2 separate regions of the Homo sapiens genome follow, and region 1 is linked to region 2. Evidence: read pairs that join two places in POLR2A ChIA-PET (ENCODE). Cell type or tissue: PC-9. All regions are shown on one strand.

Region 1 (2,500 bases), 90 kb after region 2:
ATGAGAGTGAACTGATTTAGGATTGCTGAATATGTGACATGTCTCATGCCAATTTCAGCCTCGAAGTTTTGCATTTAGGATATCTGCGATGCCAGACTCCGTGCTACTGCCAGCCCATGCTGCCTGCACTGTTTCTGTCCTCCATTCCTTTCTTTAACTTGAAGCACAAGGCATTAAAAAGACAAAGGCCAGGCGCGGTGGCTCACGCCTGTAATCCCAGCACTTTGGGAGGCCGAGGCAGGCGGATCACGAAGTCAGGAGATCGAGACCATCCTGGCTAACATGGGGAAACCCCGTCTCTACTAAAAATAGAAAAAATTAGCCGGGTGTGGTGGCAGGCGCCTGTAATCCCAGCGACTCGGAAGGCTGAGGCAGGAGAATGGCGTGAACCTGGGAGGCAGAGCTTGCAGCGAGCCGAGATCGAGCCACTGCACTCCAGCCTGGGCGACAGAGTGAGACTCCATCTCAAAAAAAAAACAAAAACAAAAACAAATAAATACCCCATGGAGATATTATTTTGTACAATTTCCTCATATATCTAAAGCATTATAATAACCCCCACACTCCTAGTCTTTTATCTATGGCAAATATTGGTGACCTGAAAATTTTGCCTAAAATGGAAGATATTATACGTAACTATGAGAAATTTTAAGTTGAAACCTGATACTGTCCTGCAAATATCATAATCTGTGCATGTAGTGACATCATAGACATCTGCTTATGATTACTTAATTATTAAAACACTCTTTCTAGAGCCTGATTATCAACTCCATCTTAGGGATGAGAAAATGGAGGTATGAAGCCATTTTAAGTGACTTGCCTGGGGTCACATGGTAGGCAAGTGTTGGAGCCAAGCCAAAGCCACGTGATTTGATTCCCAACCCCGCATACTGGACCCCAGTTTTGTCCTTCCAGGAAAAGAAGGAAATAAGCACTAGGCCAATGGTCTCAACCTTGGCTACATGCTGGAGTCATCTGCGGGGCTTTGAAAACTACTGACGTCACATAGACTGGGAAAAAATATTCACAGCTCATTTATCTGACAAATGTCTTGTATATGGAATATATAAAGAATTCCCACACATCAACTAAAAAAAGAGAAACAACACAGTGTTTAAAAATGGGCAAAAGACTTGAATACATGTTTCACAAAACATGATATACGAATAGCCAATAAGCAAATGAAAAGATGCTCAACATAATTTGTAATCAAAGGACTGAAAATAAAACGACAATGAGACATCCTTTCACACTCACTAGGAGGGCTAACATCAAAAAGATGATCACACCAATGTTGGCAAAGACGTAGGGTGACTGAAGCTCTTGCACATGGCTGCGGGGAGTTTAAAATAGGACAGCCATGTGGGAGAACTAGAGCAAATCTTTATAACAACATTAATCTTCAACCTAGAAATTCCTTCCTACGTACTTAATGGGGAGAGAAATGAATAGGTTCCCAAAAGAAACTTCTCTAAGAATGCTCATACAACATTGTTCCAGTTTATCCAGTGTGACTAGAAAAATCCCCCCACGTTGGTGAAATACAACCAGCATTTTTCACGCCCATCGATTCCGCCCGTGGTCAGGAAATAAGAAGGGGCATAGCAGAGCAGCTCTTGTCTGCCCCACGATTGCCAATGTTGGGCACAGCTTGTCCTCAATGGCCCTCCCACTCACACGCCAGCCCTGGGGCTGGGCAGCTGAAGACTGGGCCCAGCCAGGACTTCCATTTGGGGTGTCTGCAGTGGCCTCCAAGCATGGCGGGCTCAGGGCCCTAAAGCCAGTGTTCCCAGAGAACTCCCAGTTCTGGGAAGCTGCCTGGCCTTTTTATTTGCATGGCCTTTTGTAACACAGCCTCAGAAGTAACATAGGGTCTGAAGTAGTCTACTCAGGCTGTCATAATAAAATACCACAGATGGGTGGCTTAAACAACAAATATTTATTTTTTTCTCACAGTTTTGGAGGCTGGAAGTCCGAGATCAAGGTGCCAGCAGGGTCAGGTCCTAGCTTGTGAACAGCCACTTTCTTGCTGTGTGCTCCCAGTTCCTTCCCTCTGCACCTGTGCAGGGAGGGAGAGAGACTGAGCTCTGGTGTCTCCTCTTCTTCTTACGAGGACACGCCAGGCTTCTTGAATCAGGGCCCCACCCTTATGACCTCATTTAATTGTAATTGCCTCCCTAAAAGTCCTACCTGCAAATATAGCCACACCAGGGATTAGGACTTTGACATGGGAATTTTGAGGGACACTTCAATCTTTTACTAGTCTCCATTAGTTGAAGCAATCGCAAACCTGCCTGGCTCCAGTGGGAGGGGCTACAGAAACCATTTCTGATGAGAGTGTCAAAGTCTGTGGCCCTGCTTCAAAACCTCAGCCTCATTCATTATAACCCCAAACTGTAAACAATTCAAAAATCCATCACCATCAAAATAGATAAATACATCACGATATATTCATGTAACCAAATGTTACTCAGCAATAAAAAGGAACATACAACCACAT
Region 2 (2,500 bases):
TTTTTTTGTAAGGAGTATAAAATGCAATCTTGTTTATTACTATAGTGCTGGAAAGGAAGCACTTCTGTTTGTAGCACATTAGCCATTGTGACTTGAAAAATCGACCAGGAGTAAACATAGTTAAATGAATAAAGTACTTACCTTCCTAAAAGTAAAAGGATCATTCAGATTCTTGGTACCTAAGAATTGATTGGTCTACCTACAAAACGATAACTGGTCTCAAATAGATGAGACTAGATTTCCGAGGTTACTATATTTCAACCTCTTCATTTCTCAACAGATAAGAATTCCACTATATTTAAATAAATTTTAGCACTGAACTGTGTTTAGGTTAAATGCTGAAAATATTTAAAGACAGTTGGAATATTCCAACTGTATTCTTTAAAAGACCACTGAAGATACTTCACTACTTAGACTCTGTTAACAGTTTAGAGATATTTCTAGTTTTTAAAAGTAAAAATCTCATAGATTGAGAATTTATGCTAATTTAAATATGTGAAATACAAAATGTGACCTTATACATTTAGATGGGAAAGCAAGAGAAGCATGACACCAGGAGAAAAAGCCCATGAATTAACTCAGAATCCTCAACACACAACTGCCGGATGCATATCACTGAATTATAAAACTAAAAACATGGTGTTTGATGTTTAACTCTAGAGAATGCATACTATTACAAGTTGTCCCTCTCAAAGAAATCCATACTAAATAGCCAGTCTCTCCTTACTTTTAAATGAAAAAACTGTTTATATTATCTCCATATGAAAGAAAATGTAAAATGGCTTTAGTTTCACACATCAATTTATCTGAGATGTTTCTGCTGGACTGAACCCAAGACCTCTGTAAATATTACATGTCATTTGCCAACAGGAAAAACTAAGATCTTGTTATAGTAAATCACATATACTAGTGTTCTCAGAAAGATGATGTCAACAAGCACTTTTTTTTAAAAATCACTTTTTTAAAAAACAGTTTAATCACCCTTTAACTGTTATATTATGTAAAATAGTAAAAAGGTCAGCAACTTAATTAAAATAAAGACCACATATCTCCTAGACAACATACCAAAAAAAGAAAGCCTGGTTTTAGAAAACTACATGATTTTAAAATTAAAGTTCCACTAAAATATCACACCAAAGGAATGTATTTCCTCATGTTGTAATCACAGAAAGAACACTAACCAAAGGCTACTCATATCTATTGCACAACTGAAAACAGCCATTTAGCTAACATGCGGTAGGAATCCATAAAACCCGGGAAGGTCCACCTCACAGGGTGCTGGGAATCTGGTTACCCCACATGGCACCACCCCACACCCTTGCCCAGCTATGCAGGAAGTAAACCTAGAGAAAGACCTTCAGCCAGAGTATTTGATACCTCACCCTCAGGACTCTGAACTAAAATTCACTGCTATTTTCCTTCTATCTGTAAAATATGCACGAGGTGTTACCTCAATGCTCTATAAGCACAGTAACCACACACCAGAAAAGCCCAGATCCAGTCCTGGGAGGCAGTAGGGAGGAGGGCACTACCTGCAGGGCACTGGGTCTGCAGGGCTCAGCCCCTGGCAGTGGCCTCGCTTCCTGTTTAACATTAATATACAGAGTCAACAAAAGCAAAGGAACGGTGAATTTTCTCAGGAAAATTTTTTTTTATTTTGTTATCAGATAATACTAAAAAAGAAAGGTAATCCTTGGGAAAACTCTATAGCTATTTAGAACTGACTACAAATGTTATTTGAGCCTGTATTTTCTTCTCAAGGCTGATTAAAAACAAAACTGAAATACCTACATCACTAGATATTATTTTAATTCTTCTGTTCTTTTAAGAAAAACACATACAAAGGAAAAATGAAAAACAATTTAAAAAGGAAGAAATATTAAAGCAAAAAGGAGAAATAAAACTTTAAAATAAATTTAAAATACATTAAAATTATAAAAACAAAAATTGAAAAAGATTAATATAAAATAAAAAGTATATATAACTTTTTGATTTCGAAGAGGCAGTAGAGAAAAAAATAAAACACATCACCTTAAAATAACTATTGCAAAAGATTGTGAATATACACATTTCAGGAAGTGAAACTATCAAAGCCTCTTTATGAGAAACTGTGACTTTATAATTTATACTCTTTAGTGATGATAACAAAGAAGGGCACTACCTCTTCTCCAATTAAGGATCACAACACACGGTTTCGAGTTTGTGAGAGCATATACACAGGTTCCCTTAACAACCTGAGTCACAGGTCTCTTTTCCCTGCCCAGATACTATCAGTCAGCCCCAAATCTGTAAACTAATCATTAAAAAACAAACTTTTGACTTCTGAATGAGAACACACAGAAAGGTACATCCTTTCTCCTCTTCCATAGGAACCTCTGACATGAGATTATCATAACAGCAGCATCCCATAACCTTTGGGCTGTATAAGTAAGCCCCAAAGCCCACTATACTTTACCATCCTTGTAAGTCTGGTTATCTCACCCTTTCCTCTTTTAAAGGA

What was found. ChIA-PET counts read pairs that join two places held together with the same protein. Peaks named below come from ENCODE experiments on the same cell type or tissue, not always from the same donor. Only the 100,000 strongest peaks of a DNase experiment are listed, where the experiment ranks them.
Region 1: POLR2A ChIA-PET joins it to region 2 with 12 read pairs; 4 of 35 experiments call an interaction of 5 or more read pairs at or near these places.

What each region holds. Positions count from the first base shown.
Region 1 is chr18:12,927,545-12,930,044 of GRCh38, forward strand. No RefSeq gene overlaps it. Among named protein-coding and RNA genes, the nearest start is that of SEH1L, 19 kb to the right of the region's middle. In PC-9, no CTCF peak of the experiment used is centred here; no DNase peak of the experiment used is centred here.
Region 2 is chr18:12,837,047-12,839,546 of GRCh38, forward strand. The region is part of intron 2 of PTPN2 (protein tyrosine phosphatase non-receptor type 2); the gene reads right to left. Among named protein-coding and RNA genes, the nearest start is that of PTPN2, 46 kb to the right of the region's middle. In PC-9, no CTCF peak of the experiment used is centred here; DNase peaks (open chromatin) are centred at 865, 1,285 and 2,165; H3K4me3 peaks cover 2,079 bases; H3K27ac peaks cover 2,500 bases.